2 separate regions of the Homo sapiens genome follow, and region 2 is linked to region 1. A link is an interaction called in ENCODE POLR2A ChIA-PET data of the cell type or tissue named here. Cell type or tissue: GM12878. All regions are shown on one strand. Each heading gives the region's core, and the rest is flanking DNA. Links, peaks and the distances in the headings are about the cores only.

What was found. ChIA-PET counts read pairs that join two places held together with the same protein. Peaks named below come from ENCODE experiments on the same cell type or tissue, not always from the same donor. Only the 100,000 strongest peaks of a DNase experiment are listed, where the experiment ranks them.
Region 2: POLR2A ChIA-PET joins it to region 1 with 5 read pairs; 2 of 35 experiments call an interaction of 5 or more read pairs at or near these places.

The regions. Positions count from the first base shown.
Region 1 is chr3:120,143,735-120,151,942 of GRCh38, reverse strand. LOC105374065 (a long non-coding RNA gene) reads right to left here and starts at 6,279. Exons shown (of 3, transcript XR_924392.3): 1 at 5,997-6,279. RefSeq lists an enhancer at 5,663-6,862. In GM12878, for the core only: a CTCF peak has its summit at 4,648 (motif pointing right); a DNase peak (open chromatin) is centred at 4,647.
Region 2 is chr3:119,567,065-119,575,272 of GRCh38, reverse strand. No RefSeq gene overlaps it. Among named protein-coding and RNA genes, the nearest start is that of ADPRH, 8.3 kb to the left of the region's middle. RefSeq lists an enhancer at 6,370-6,871. In GM12878, for the core only: no CTCF peak of the experiment used is centred there; no DNase peak of the experiment used is centred there; H3K27ac peaks cover 1,079 bases.

The DNA.
Region 1 (8,208 bases), core at 1,773-6,772:
ATTGTTTGCCCCCTTGTCCTAAGACTTAGATTCATGTTTCTCAAATGAGGAAAGTATTTTCCGGGATGTACAAGATTTTTCTGAGAAATTTGGGAAATTTGGATTTTATTTTAATGATAACAGAAAAATACGTCTTGGCTTGTTCTGAATCATCTGTATGACTGCCTTAGAACAAACTCCATGAAATTTCAGTGCCTGAGATTGTGTTTGAGAATGTTTTCCCAACAAATGAAACTCAAATGACGTCAAACCCTGCTGTATAAGTGACAATTTTGAAATGATTTTGAATGTAAGAAAGTGGTGGGAGAATTGATTCATCACATGGCAAGTGGTAAATGTGAAAGACTGTCTTTTTCAAAAATGAGCACAGCAGTATTCCTGGTCCTATATGCTCTTCCAGAATCTTGTCACTATCCCATCAAGAGATGACATCTATATTTCTTACCCTTCAACCTGGATGGGGCTTTGTGATTGCCTCAACAAATCACATGGTAGAAGTGATGCCTCATGACTCTTCAGGCTTGGTTTTTAAAAAGATAGGACAGCCGGGTGCTATGGCTTACGCCTGTAATCCCAGCACTTTGGGAGGCCAAGGTGGGCGGATCACAAGGTCAAGAGATCAAGACCACCTGGCCAACATGGTGAAACCCTGTCTCTGCTAAAACTATAAAAAGATTAGCCAGGCATGGTGGCGCACACCTGTAGTCCCAGCTACTCAGGAGGCTGAGGCAAGAGAATTGCTTGAACCCAGGAGGTGGAGGTTGCAGTGAGCCAAGATCGCGCCACTGCACTCCAGCCTGGTGACAGACTGAGACTCTGCCAAAAATAAAATAAAATAAAATAAAATAAAATAAAATAAAATAAAATAAAATAAAATAATAAAATAAAATAAAATAAAATAAAATAAAATAAAATAAAATAAAATAAAATATAGGGCTTCTGCCTGGCTCTCTCTAATAGAGAAGTGTTCTGGCTGGAAGACCCAGGTAAGGTCCCAGACAACAGCCAGTGTCAACTGCCAAGCATGTGAGAGAGCAAGCTTTTAGATCAGGGGTTGGCAGATTTTGAACTGAGGGCCAAATCTAGCCTGCTGCCTGTTTTTATAAGTAAAGTTTTATTGGACTACAGCTATGTCCATTTACTTGTCTATGGCTGCTCTTGCACTACAATGGCAGAATGTATTAACAACGGAGACTGCATGGCCCACAAAGCTGAAAATCATTTACTATATGGTCCTTTACAGAAAATGTTTATTGACCTCTGCATGAGGTGATTTCAGCTTCTAGTATTTGAGCCACCCCAGGTAAGGTCTAGTGGAGTAGAGATAAGCTATCCTTAGCAAGCTCTGCCTAAATCATAGACTTGAGAGACACATGTTCTTTTAAGCCATTCAGCTTTGGGGTGGCTTGTTTCATAGCAATCAAGATAGTTTTATAAGTACACTGAACTCAAGAGAACCTGGACATTGCTGGCAATTTCGTATTTAGATTCCATTACTTAAAGCTTATCTTTGTATATATCAACTTGCAACAGTTCATTAGCAGCAAGTATAGTAGGTAATCACAATAAAGGGTTTCTCTCTTCCCAATTCTAACAAGAATTAGAGTAGATGCCCCTTTAATTCATATTTCAACAATACCACAATATTACTTTTATCTCCAAGAAGAGATAATTTTACATTATTATCTAGTAATGCCTCATTAAAATTGGCCTCCAAGAATTGCTTACTGGCAATATTATGGCTAAGTATGTGGCCTGATTATCCTGCAGTATCAAACAAAGCTTTGATGTTACTAGTAACATTTTCTACAACATATGTGTGCAGTTAGTCTCTGCATTAAAATAATTGGAGCCAAAATGCAAACACAAATTAAATGTAGAAACCAGACCCAAAACTATTTCTATTATTAGATGCCTTTGGAAGTTTTGTTTTAGCAAAACATTATCTCTCACACTAAACTTAATAATACAAGATTTTGTGGATTTTTAGGTTTAGTTTGGTAATTTTATTTTATAATTGCCTAAGCTTAAGTGGAGCTATAAGCTTAGCATTTTATATCTACTTTTACACGTATGTGTACGTGTATGTAACATCAGAATACTCAGTACAGCATGTCTATAACATACAATTTTTTTCCTTTAAAAGAGGCCTGTATAAGACACAAAAGGACAAATATGATTCCATTTATTTAAGTTACCTAGAATTCAGAGAGATGGAAAGTAGAATAGCAGTTACCAGGGAGTCGGGGGAGAGTGGAATGGAGAGTTAGTGTTTAATGGGTATGGAATCTCAATATGGGATGATGGAAAAAGTTCTGGAAATGGATAGTGGTGATGACTGTACAACAATGTAAATCTACTTATTACCACTGAACTTTACACTTAAAAATGCTTCAAAAGGGCCAGGTGCAATGGCTCATGCCTGTAAGCCCAGCACTTTGAGAGGTAAAGTTGATAAGATCCTTGGGCCCAGGAATTTGAGACCATCCTGGGCAACATAGGGAAACCCTGTCTCTACAAAAATAAAAAATTAGCTGACTGTGGTCCCAGCTACTCAGGAGGCTGAGGCAGGAGGATCACCTGAGCCCAGGAGGTGGAGGCAGCAATGAGCTATGATTGTATCACTGCACTCCAACCTGTGTGACAGAGCGAGACCTTGTTTCAAAAAAAAAAAAAAAAAAGCTTAAAATGCTAAATTTTATGACATGTGTATTTTACCACAATTTTTTTAAAAAGAGGATTGTATATAATCCGAATATGAGAAATCCCAGAATAGGGCTAAGAGCAGCTGGCGGTTTTTCTAAAACTCTTTTCTTCGGGTCTAGCTTCTTAATCTGGACCTTTTGAGGTTTTAACACTCAGATGGTGAAAAGAGCCCCTTTGGAAAAGGGAACCAAATAATTAGTGCCTAGGGAAAAGCCATCCCTCATTTAGACTCAGAGCAGTGTCAGCCTGAGCCACCCACACCTAGACTTTTGGTAAGGGGTCCCTATACAGTCCCTTGCATGAGAGGGAGGAAGGGATTCCAAAGAGAAGCCAGGAGATTCTGAAAGGAGGGGTCCTCCACCTGGTAGCCCAAACACTGAACATCTCTTAGCAGCTCAGAAGCTTCAGCCTTCATATACCTTCATTGTGGTTTTGTTCCATCCCCCACGAGAACTCCTCCTTCTAGAAGAGGGGGATCTCTGAGCAACACTGGAGGATGGTACTGTGCCAACAGGAAGTGGGGAGGCACAGTGAAGGAAGTGGGGTACTCAGAAGGGAGATTTGGAGGTAGGCATTGGAAAAAAAACCACAGCACCTTTTTATTTCCATTTTACTGACAAAGAAACTGACCCCAGAGATCAGCTAACTTGCCTAAATTGTCACACAGAGCTAGGCATTGTGGCTCACACCTGTAATCCCAGTGCTTTGGGAAGCTGAAGCAGGAGGATCACTTGAGACCAGCAATTCAAGACTAGCCTGGGCAACATAGTGAAACTCTGTCTCTACAAAAAAAAAATTTTTTTTTTTAAATAGACAGGTGTGGTGGTGCACGCATGTGGTCCCAACTGCTCAAGAGCTGAGGCAGGAGGATCACTTGAGCCCAGGAGTTTGAGGCTTCTCTGAGCCGTGCACTCCAGCCTAAGTGACAAAGCCAGAGCCTGTCTCCTCTAAACTAAAAATTAAAATTAAATTGTCACACAGCTCATCAGAAGCCAAAATGAGAATGGTGTAGGTCTGATTGTAAAATCCTTGATTGCAGAAATCCCATTTTACCTGTGTTTTATTGATTGTGGCCTCCTTTGGATTCCGGCTCTCACCTGCTCTATAATGGCTCTGCTTTGCTACATGTCACCCTCCTTATCTGAAAACACCTTTTCACAGTCTATAAGGAGCCCTGGGGCTCTCTCTATGTAATGTAAGAATTAGGCAAATAATAAGGGGCCCTGGAGAATTGGAGCCCAGTATGAAAACTGAAACAGACTCTAACCAATGATCCCCTGTCAGGCACTGGCAGAAGACCATGCTCTGGCCCTCATGGTGCCAAAGGAGCTACCACACATCATCAAGGAAGCACTGATAGGGGATTCCTTTCTTCAAAATGTTTAATTCAACATGCTGGTGCATCTAGGAACAAAGCCACTCTGTGATAAAATTAGCCGTGCTAAACACTCTTGCTAGCAAAATAGCACCGCGGCCCTTTCTAGCCACACTATCTGAAAATAGCTCTGAAAATAATGTCACGAGCAACTTCTATTTGCTTCTTCCCAGGAGAAGGTAAACAAGTAAAATCAAAGGCAGCTGCTCCTGCAGGGCCTCTTCCTGTATTTGTTCCTTCTCTTAGGGACAGCCCATCCCCACCCTATTCCTGCTCTTCCTGTTCTCCTGGTCCTTCCACCAACACCTCTCCTCTCTCAAATTAGACATCAAGGCAACATCAGTCATTCACATTCATTTGAGTGACTCTTTACATTTTAATATGAATTAATCTCTTGCATAATACTGTCCATTTGACATTTTCCTAGTTGGACCAATCTTCTCCAGTAACCAAACTAAGGGCCTAGGAACTGGAAGAGGACAGAGGAGGTTGTATAGGCCATAACAATTTCTTACCTGAAGAGACTACAGACGCCAAGAATGGAGCTCACACTTGTGGGTTTGTGCCACTAGATGGCAATTATGCCCCTTTGCAGCTGGCGGTAGGCAACAGACCCACCCCTGCAGCACTGTGGTCTGACTTTGATCTCTTTCTGGTGCAAAGATCTTTGAGAAGCTCATAAACACCCCTTTCATTACAGCAATCATCTCTTTATCTACTTTTAACTTTACTAGAAATACTTATAAAATCACTCAAAGAAACATTAAAAAAGAGAAAAACTTCATACCACAGTAGACGCTCCATCTGCCCAATCATGTATCTAATATTCAGCAAGCGCCTTTGCTCCTCTTTCAGTCACCTTCCGTATGTCATATGTTCTGAGGAATCTTGGTCCAGGGGCTTCTATTTGGAGCTACTCTCTCTTCCTGGCCCTTTCCTGAGGAAAATGCTGGGTAGAAAACCCTTCCATGCCTCCTTCTACACCTGGAAAAGTCCTAGCTCCTGGCCTACTCTTCTGAGAAGAGTTTCCAGAACCCTTCCCAAACCTCATTCTCCACCATCTTGCTAGGTACATTCAATATAGATATTTGTCATAAGCCTGTTAGAGAGTTAGCACATCATTCCATTGTTATTTGCCCACGTGTGTCTTCCTCACTTGATAAGAAGACTCTGGAGAGCAGGAATAAGTTTTTATTTATTTTATATTTTTATTTTTACTTTTTCTTTCTTTCCCTTTTTTTTTTTTTTTTTTTTGAGTCAGGGTCTCACTCTATTGGCCAGGCTGGAGTGCAGTGGCGTGATCTTGGCTCACTGCAACCTCCACCTCCAGGGCTCAAGCTGTCCTCTCACCTCAGCCTCCTGAGTAGCTGGGACTACAGGCTCTCACCACCACACCCAGTTAGTTTTTTAATTATTTGTAGAGATGAGGGGGGGGGTCTCACTATGTTGCCTAGGCTGGTCTCGAACTCCTGGTCCCAAGCAATTCTCCCATCTTAGCCTCCCAAAGTGCTGGGAGTATAGTCATGAGCCACCTCGCCTGGCCTATTTATTTCTGACTATCACAGTGCCCTTCCCAGTGAGCTGCCAACTACTACCTGGACAGCCAGTAGAGACTGAAGAGAAAAGAACCCTGTTACCTTCTCTAAGAATCCCAGCTCTCCAGAACTAACCCTTGTTCAGTCACTGAGCAATTTCACACCCTCTCTTCTGCCCTATCTAGGGCCTAAAGGCTAAAACAGTCAGCATCACTGGGTGGGTGAGGGATGGGGTGATATGAGGTGAGCATTTGAGGTGTTATATGTGCCGCTGGGCAGAAATACCTACGTGTGTGGGTTCCTCTTGAGCACTAATCACTTCCCTTGTCTCTGCTTGCTTACAAGGGGATGTCAAAGGCCAAGTGGATAAAGACTATTACCATTTGTCTCAAAGCTACTTTCCGTTCCAGCTGCAGGAAAACTATATTCATTGAAGGGAATCTGAACTCTGGAGTGTTTTCCATCCACACTGCTGCCTTCACAGTATTGCCACTCAAAGTGTGATCCTCAGGCCAGCAGTATCAGCACCACCTGGGAACCTGTTAGAAATGCAGAATCTTAGGCCCCACCCAGATCTGCTGAATCAGAATTTACATTTTTTACAAAATCCCCAGATGACTCACAAGCACATTAAAGTGTCAGAAGACTGATCTAGAGCCTGCCCTGAAGCCATAGTATTTCATGCTGGGTGTGGTGTCTTTGGCAACTCTGGGATGTCCAGTCTGGTCCCAAAAGTCAGGATCTCAATGGGATTAGTGAAACTCTGCAGGCTTTAGGTGTTCAACAGAAAGCTTGTTATTTGGCAATGTTGGGGCATTAAACAGCCCTGATACTTCTTCAGGATATTGGGAGTTAACCATTAATTCTCAACTGATGAAAACCTGGAACCTAGACTAGAGTTTCTGTCAGGCTACCAGAAGTTTCCTTTATATTAACCAGGCCAGGAATCCCTGGAGCCACCTGGAATAGTGTATGGACCAAGTAAAGACAAAAGGAAGGATTTCTCATAGGCTCTGCAGAAGCACTTTACTCTGCGTGGGGTTTTCTTGTTTTTGTTTTTCTGAGACGGAGTGTCGCTCTGTCACCCAGGCTGGAGTGCAGTGACGCGATCTCTGCTCACTCAAGCTCCGCCTCCCAGGTTCACGCCATTCTCCTGCCTCAGCCTCCCGAATAGCTGGGACTATAGGTGCCTGCCACCACGCCCAGCTAATTTTTTGTATTTTTAGTAGAGACGGGGTTTCACCATGTTAGCCAGGATGGTCTCGATCTCCTGACCTTGTGATCCGCCCGCCTTGGCCTCCCAAAGTGCTGGGATTACAGGTGTGAGCCACCGCACCCAGCTGGGATTTTCTTAATGAATGCATCAGACAAATCTGAGACTCAGTAAGCCACTTGGGATGGGGGTGGGGGAGTCATGTGACCTGGGGGCCATCTACAACCTTGGCTTACCTAAATGCTATTCATGAAGTCTGAAGAGGCCCCAGAGGTTAAAGCATGGTAAACCCCAGAAATCCTTGACAGAGCAGTAGGCCCAGAAAGAATGGCCTGGGCCTGACCTTAGCCACAGTCTACTTTCTTTAGAGACAATGTCTCACTCTTTCACCCAGGCTGGAGTGCAGTGGCACAATCACGGCTCACTGCAGCCTTGAACTACTGGCCTCAAGTGATCCTCCCCATCTCAGCCTCCCAAGTAGCTGGGAGTACAGGCATGTGCCACCATACCCAGCTCATTTGCTTTCTTTACATGTTCTCAAGCCTTCCTGAGGTCAGATAAGTTACGGATCAGAGCAGAGCATGCTCTCAGGAATGATAGGAATGCAGTCCACCCGGGAAAGGAGCCCATGTCATTCATGAAACTGTACTGATTGCCCGGGTCTGCACCAAAGCTCTTCCCTGGTAGATGAACATCCACAGGGCAAGACGGCAGGTGGCAGCTGGGAGTTAGGCCACCACACAGCCAGCTTAATGTGAGGGAATCTTCTGAGGCCTAAAGGGCATTATGTGGTGTCCAGGATCCCCTAGTTGGTGCTTGAAAGTAAAGCCAGAACTGGGGTTCAAGAACTCAGAGTCAGAGGATGAGCGCTTGTGCTAATAGAGCCCCAAGAAACACAAAGTCAGGCAAAGAAATGAGGTGTGCTTTCATAGATTTTAATAAGGATTTGAAGGAGAAATGGAAGAAAATGAGATCCAAGGAGACGAGGGTGGAATTGAACTGGACTAAAGACCTATTCTGTCTACGAGCTGATCTTACCCTAAGCTGACCCTGATGTCTAGAGAGCTTGTATCATTTACTTTTCTCTTTTATCTTTCCTTGGTGCACAGGTAGTGACTACTTATCTCCCATCTCCCTGTTCATGTCCTGATGGAAACTTTTCTTCCTCTGTCTCCAAACACATTGGCTTTTCCTACCAGAAACTGAAGGGGGCCTCATGTGGAATCTGTCATTGACTCATGAAGTGTCCAGTCAGAAAGTGTATCCAAATGAATGTGAGGAATGTATGTTGGCCAGGTATGGTGGCTCATGCCTATACTCCCAGCCTTTTGGGAGGCTGAGACAGGAGGACTGCTTGAGGCCAGGAGTTTAAGACCAGC
Region 2 (8,208 bases), core at 2,166-7,165, 580 kb after region 1:
AACATATTTTTAAAATTACCAAAAAAGTGTTTATATGTTTTCTTAAATCACGTTATTGAGATATGACTGAGATACAAAAAGCTGTACATATTTCGGGTATACAACTTGATGAGTTTGAAGATAAGTAACCAAAAGTAGCTGCTCACATATCCTGTGTTGTCAATTCAATTCAAGAAGATTTAGAGAGCATCTGTGATGGCTAATTTTGTCAGCCTAGCTAGGCCACAGTGCCCAGATATTTGGTCAAACATTGTTCTAGATGTTTCTGTGCAGGTATTTTTTAAGATGAGATTCACATCTAAATCAGTAGCCTTTGAGTAAAGCAGATTACTCTCCCTAATGTGGATGAGCCTCATTCCAATCAGTTGAAAGCCTTAATAGAAAAAAGACTCGCCTCCCCCAAGGAAGAGAGAATTCTGCCAGACTGCCTTTAGACTCGAGCTGCAACTCTTTCCTGGGTCTTTAGCCTGCTGGCCTACCCTGTCGAACCTGCCAGCCTCCACAATTGTATAAGCCAATCCCTTAAAGTAAACTCTCTTTCTCTGCATGTGTGTGTGTGTCCATCCTATTGGTTCTGTTTCTCAGAAGAAACTTGACTAATACAGTATCTAAAATGTGCCAGCCAGTCTGGCGCGGTGGTTCACGCCTGTAATCCCAGCACTTTGGGAGGCCAAGGCGGGCGGATCACTTGAGGTCAGGAGTTCAAGACCAGCCTGGCCAACAGGGTGAAATCCCTTCTTTACTAAAAATACAAAAATTAGCTGGGCATGGTGGCGGGTGACTGTAATCCCAGCCACTTGGGAGGCTGAGGCAGGAGAATTGCTTGACCCTGGGAGGCGGAGGTTGCAGTGAGCCAAGATTGCACCATTGCACTCCTCCAGCTTGGGCAACAAGAGCAAAACTCTGACTGAAAAATAATAAAAATAAATAAATAAATAAACAAAATGTGCCAGCCAAGCACATGCTTGGCGCTTCTTGCACCTACAGAGGTAGGGCAAAAATCACACAAGGAGAGAAGACACTGTACAGTATAATGGCACGAGGCCGTGAGGAGTATGGAAGCAGAGAATGTTCAAGGTACATGGTTGGCAACTATGAGAGAGTTAATGGTATCAGCTCAGTCAGGGTGTTCAGAGACGGCATCCAGAAGATCAGCTCATCAAGGAAAACAGGCTCAGACTTCACCGCTGATTTCAACCAACCACGTGACTGCTGTCCCTTCCTTTTGCAGTTTTGACACAACTGACCATCATTCTGCCCTGATAAGAGACCACCAATCACAGATTGGTTCTGGCCAGCCTACAGAGGACCTGCAGTGAGGGTTTTTGTGTCCTCTGCTTCACCTTTTAACATCAGAGGGCCGAGAACTCCACCCTCAGATCATGCTAATGCTGCCATTTTTTGTAAAAGGGACTCTTGAAGGGGCATGACGCTCAGTTGCACATGCACATGTTTCTCCTTTCATAAATATTCATGACTCCTCCTATAGTTTATTAAATACATGTATTTTTGTAATCCTACCTACTTGGGAGGCTGAGGCACGAGAATCGCTTGAACTTGGGAGGTGGAGGTTGAAGTGAGCTGAGATTGTGCCACTGCACTCCAGCCTGGGTGACAGAGTGAGACCTTGTCTCAATAAATAAATAAATAAATATGTGTACTTGGCTGCTCTGCTCAGCATACATTCCTGTTCCCTTTGCCTTTCCCTGGAGGTGCCTCTTTTTGGCTTCTGGCTGGAAGGCTACACTTCCCAGACTGAGAATGGCCATCCTGCCGTCTGCAACCCTTTATAAAAATAAAGCTCTCTTTTCCAGATTTATAAACCTTGTGAATTTTCAGTTGACAATAAGTTTCTTTTTTTTTTTTTTTTTGAGACGGAGTCTGGCTCTGTCACTCAGGCCTGAGGGCAGTGGTGCAATCCCAGCTCACTGCAACCTCTATTTCCCAGGTTCAAGCAATTATCCTGCCTCAGCCTCCCAAGTAGCTGGGATTACAGGCGATCGCCACCACGCCCAGCTAATTTTTGTATTTTTAGTAGAGAGGCAGTTTCACCATGTTGGCCAGGCTGGTCTTGAACTCCTGACCTCAAGTGATCCACCTGTCTCAGCCTCCCAAAGTGCTGGGATTATAGGCATTAGGCACCGTGCCCAGCTGACAATAACTTTCTAGGGAGGAAGCTGAGGCCAGTGAAGACAGTTACTCAGAGTTTATATAACTCAGTTTCACACATGGAGAGAAGTGGGCCTGGAGCCCATGCCCTCTGAACTCCCAGCCAGGACTTCTTCCATTCCTTCTACTGTCACTTAGAAAAAAATTGAAATGACATGATAGACTAAACACCTATGAAAGATTTGAACCTCCTGAGTCTAATTTTTAAAATATTTGCTGGGCGCAGCTCACGCCTATAAACCCAGTACGTTGGGAGGCAGAGGTGGGAGGATCACTTGAGCCCAGGAGTTCAAGACCAGCCTGTGCAATAAAGTGAGACCCTGTCTCTACAAAATAAATAAATAAATAAAATTATCCAGGTGTGGTGGTGCACACCTGTAGTCCTAGCTACTGAGGAAGCTGGGGCAGGAGGATTGCTTGAGCCTGAGAGTTCAAGGTTACAATAAGCTAGGGTCACACAACTGCACAGTAGCCTGGGTGATAGAGTGAGAACCTGTCTCTAAATAAATAAATAAATATTCTATATCCCACTCCCAAAGAGCCTTAAGCCTCTTGTTGATGACAGTCTAAAAGTGGTATTTAAAGAAAAATCTAAGATATGCACCGTAATTCTAACAAGCAGGCAGGAATCAAATATAGCAAGAGGTAGAGATGGGAGACTATATGGAGAGGAGCAAAAGAGATAAGTGGATACAAACCGGTGTTTTAAAACCTAGGAGTGGCCAGGTGCGGTGGCTCACACCTGTAATCCCAGCACTTTGGAAGGCCGAGGCAGGCGGATCATGAGGTCAGGAGTTCAAGACCAGCCTGGCCAACATGGTGAAACCTCCTCTCTACTAAGAATACAAAATTAGCCGGGCATGGTGGTGCATGCCTGTAATCCCAGCTACTCGGGAGGCTGAGGCAGGAGAATCGCTTGAACCTGGGAGGCAGAGGTTGCAGTGAGCCAAGATCGTGCCACTACACTGTAGCCTGGACGACAGACCGAGACTCCATCTTAAAACAAAAAACAAAAAACAAAAAAAAAACCCTAGGAGCAGCTTCCACCCCTCTCTGCAGAGCAGAAAGAGACCCGAGGGAAGTCCATGTGGATGTGAATCCTGCTCCTCCCAACAATGCAGTAGCCCGCTCCTGTAGGTCAGGGCTTTCCAGCCTTTGCTCTGGAGATCCACCAGTAATTTTCAAATCTTCTTTGGTACATTTCCTGGCAGATGACCTCTGTTGCTCCCTTTCTCCTGGTTTCGCTGGGATTTCCCACAGGAAGAGAAGCTCAGCTGGCCAGCTGAGTCCTAAGTTCCGCTTCCAGGGTTTACAATGAAACAGCAATGCTCTTGCACACGGTCCCATCCTAAGGGGACTTCACTGCCTGCTAGAATCTCAGTAGGTGAAAATACAGCTTCTAGGAAACAAAAAGTGACTGCTCCCTAAACCAAAAGTTTGGGGGGCCTTACTGAAATTATCTTTCTTTCATGTTATCATTCTTTCTGCCCCACAATTCCTCCACTGGGGTCAACCTGGGCAAATGTACATGAATCTACTCTTATTTCTATTTCTAGAAGAGTCCTTGAGACAAAAGGTAAAGAAAAATCTAGTCAGGGGACATTTTGTTCCTCTTGTTTTTCCAGCAAGCTCCTTCCCCCTCTGATGAGGCAACAGTCCCTCATCCCTTGGTCTCTGGCATTCATTCCTAAAATTACTCTCTGGAGAGAACTCCTGAAGTTTAGGGTGGGGCATCTAAACAAAGGACACCAAAAGGTTTCAAATGGCAGCCAGTTTAGGCACATTTCTTAGTTGTGTCTGGGGCCATTGGAGGAGTCACGCAACCCCAGTGGCCACTGGAGAAATCAGTTCAAGGCTCAGGAGAGATTCAATCTGAGAGTGCTGTTAAGGATCTTCACTCCATAAAATCCTGTTCTTCATCATGTGGTACTTGTATAAATCAGGCCCTCAAGTGGTCAAATTCCTTCTCGTATTCAAATAATAGGTAAATATCTACATAAGGTTAACTTTTTTTGTTTGTTTGTTTGTTTGTTTTTTTTTGAGTCAGAGTCTCACTCTGTTGCCCAGGCTGGAGTGCAATTGTTCAATCTCAGCTCACTGCAACTTCCATCTCCCAGGTTCAAGCGATTCTCATGCTTCAGCCTCCGGAGTAGCTGGGATTACAGGCACCCACCACCATGCCCAGCTAATTTTTAAATTTTTAGTAGAGATGGGGTTTTGCCATGTTGGCCAGGCTGGTCTCAAACTCCTGACCTCAAGTGATCCACCCTCCTTGGCCTCCCAAAGTGCTGGGATTACAGGCGTGAGCCACTGCACCCGGCCACACGTTAAGTTTTAAATGTTGACCCTTCTAGAAAGAGTTATTGAAGGGGAACTTCCCCTTTCCATCCAAGCCTTGCAATTTCTCTTTAATTTTAGGAACAGAATCAAATTCCTTTTCCGAAATCTGGAAACCATGACCTTTGACGTTGTGGACCAACGTAATATAAAAAAAATGGCAACTGTTTGATTCACTTTTCAGAATAATACAAAAAAAGGAAGAAGTGGGGGACAGAGCTGGGGAGGAGAGAGGGAGGAGGAACAGGCTGTTTCCATGACCCTTCAGCTCTAATTCATTCACGCCATGGTGACCCACTTTGAAAGCATAGATCATGTCTGGCTTCTCCTACTGCCTAGTCCTTGGTTCCTGTTTCTCAGGGGACAGGGAAAATGAAATAGAAACTGAAAAGGGTGACTTTTGTAACTTCGTTAGTGGTTCTGGTGGACAGTGTGGCAGGGCAGGGGAGTGGCAGCCAGTGGCAGTGACATTTAACGCCTCAGGTCCTAGAATCGTGGACTGCCTGGGATTCCACCATAGTCCCTTACTCTCAGGCAGAGAAATCTCTGTTTTCCCCAAACAGGATTTGTCTCTTCTCTTCTTAAAGCATCAGGCAATAAAAATTTGCAACCTTCTTTGAAAGTCACCTTTTCCAGCTTCAACACAAAAAAAATGCTTCCTTAAACACAATCAAAATTTATCCTGCTTACATGTAGATTATTTTCTCCAGTTTGGTCGCCTACAGATGTAGAAGGCATTTATGGCCATGACTAGCTCAAAACAAAGAAACAGAAACACCTCAAAGCCACAGAGGATCATTACCAAAGGCCTCAAAATCATTTGGCCCATCTAAAACATCTTGGCTCCCCATTCCTCTGTTCTCTGAGCTGCCTGGTTTAGCATCCTTTTTGTTATTGTTTGTTACTTTCTGCCGGATCCTCTCCACATTTAGTTTGAAATTGGACGTAATATTCCAATAAGGATCTGGGTTCATGTAGAAAGAATCCAAAAAGATAATTTCTGGCCATGGTATGTCATATTGCCACTCATGTCTCGCAATATTTTGTTGGCATTTTCGCCACACTGCAGACTTAAATTCAGCTAGCTGCCCTGCTCTTTTTCTGCTACTGTTTCTTTTTCTTAGGATCGGTCCATGTTGTCCTTATCTCTCCTAGTCAAGCCATTTTGCTTCCCCAATGTTTGAACCCTTCCAGGCACATAGTAGGCACTCAATAAATTTGGGGGGGTGGGGAGGGATTGGAATGATGCCAAATGAGTGGCACAGACATAGGATCTCAGAGAAGGGAAAGAGCAGATGGAGATTTAGAAGAGTCAGGAAAGCTTCTTGGGGAAATGGCATTTGGCCTGGTCCTTTGAGGAAGAAAGATGTTTAGATGGGCAGAGAGAATGGGGAAAGGCAGCCAAGGAAGTTGGGGGACAGTGTGTCAAGAGTCACAGGCAAGGATTATGAGGCAAGGTGGCAGAATAGGAACAGCTCCAGTCTACAGCTCCCAGCGTGAGCGACACAGAAGACAGGTGATTTCTGCATTTCCAACTGAGGTACTGGGTTCATCTCACTGGGGTTTGTCGGACAGTGGGGGCAGGACAATGGGTGTAGCCCACTGAGCGAGAGCCGAAGCAGGGTGAGGCATCGCCTCACCCGAGAAGGGCAAGGGGTCAGGGAATTCCCTTTCCTAGCCAAGGGAAGTGGTGACGGACGGCACCTGGAAAATCGGGTCACTCCCAGCCTAATACTGCACTTTTCCAATGGTCTTAGCAAATGCCACACCAGGAGATTATATGCCGAGCTTGGCTCGGAGGGTCCCACGCCCACGGAGCCTTACTCATTGCTAACACAGCAGTCTGAGATCGAACTGCAAGGCAGCAGCGAGGCTGGGGTAGGGGTACCCGCCATTGCTGAGGCTTGAGTAGGTAAACAAAGCGGCCGGGAAGCTCGAACTGGGTGGAGCCCACCACAGCTCAAGGAGGCCTGCCTGCCTCTGTAGACTCCACCTCTGGGGGTAGGGCATAGCTGAACAAAAGGCAGCAGAAACCTCTGCAGACTTAAATGTCCCTGTCTGGCAGCCTTGAAGAGAGTAGTGGTTCTCCCAGCGTGGAGTTTGAGATCTGAGAATGGACAGACTGCCTCCTCAAGTGGGTCCCTGACCCCCGAGTAGCCTAACTGGGAGGCACCCTCCAGTAGGGACAGACTGACACCTCACACAGCTGGGTACCCCTCTGAGACAAAACTTCCAGAGGAACGATCAGGCAGCATCATTTGCTGTTCAGCAATATTCGCTGTTCTGCACCCTCCGCTGCTGATACCCAGGCAAACAGGGTCTAGAGTGGACCTCCAGCAAACTCCAACAGACCTGCAGCTGAGGGTCCTGACTGTTAGAAGGAAAACTAACAAACAGAAAGGACATCCACACCAAAACCCCACCATCATCAAAGGTCACCATCATCAAAGACCAAAGGTAGATAAAACCACAAAGATGGGGAAAAAACAGAGCAGAAAAGCTGAAAATTCTAGAAATCAGAGCGCCTCTCCCCCTCCAAAGGTATGCAGCTCCTTACCAGCAACAGAACAAAGCTGGATGGAGAATGACTTTGATCAGTTGAGAGAAAAAGTCTTCAGATGATCAAACTTCTCCGAGCTAAAGGAAGAAGTTTGAACCCATCTCAAAGAAGCTAAAAACCTTGAAAAAAGATTAGACAAATGGCTAACTAGAATAACCAGTGTAGAGAAGTCCTTAAATGACCTGTTGGAGCTGAAAACCGTGGTACGAGAACTACATGACGAATGCACAAGCTTCAGTAGCCGATTAGATCAACTGGAAGAAAGAGTGTCAGTGATGGAAGATGAAATGAATGAAATGAAGCAAGAAGAGAAGTTTAGAGAAAAAAGAGTAAAAAGAAATGAACAAAGCCTCCAAGAAATATGGGACTATGTGAAAAGACCAAATCTACGTCTGATTGGTGTACCTGAAAGTGATGGGGAGAATGGAACCAAGTTGGAAAACACTCTACAGGATATTATCCAGGAGAACTTCCCCAACCTAGCAAGACAGGCCAACATTCAAATTCAAGAAATACAGAGAACACTATGAAGTTACTCCTCGAGATGAGCAACTCCAAGACACATAATTGTCAGATTCACCAAAGTTGAAATGAAGGAAAAACTGTTAAGGGCAGCCAGAGAGAAAGGTCGGGTTTTCCACAAAGGGAAGCCCACCAGACTAATAGCGGATCTCTCAGCAGAAACTCTATAAGCCAGAAGAGAGTGGGGGGCCAACATTCAACATTCTTAAAGAAAAGAATTTTCAACCCAGAATTTCATATCCAGCCAAACTAAGCTTCATAAGTGAAGGACAAATAAAATCCGTTACAGACAAGCAAATGCTGAGAGATTTTGTCACCACCAGGCCTGCCCTAAAAGAGCTCCTGAAGGAAGCACTAAACATGGAAAGGAAAAACCAGTACCAGCCACTGCAAAAACATGCCAAATTGTAAAGACCATTGATGGTAGGAAGAAACTGCATCAACTGACGAGCAAAATAACCAGCTAACATCGTAATGACAGGATCAAATTCACACACAAAAATATTAACCTTAAATGTAAATGGGCTAAATGCTCCAATTAAAAGACACAGACGGGCAAATTGGATAGAGTCAAGACCCATCAGTGTGCTGTATTCAGGAGACCCATCTCACATGCAGAG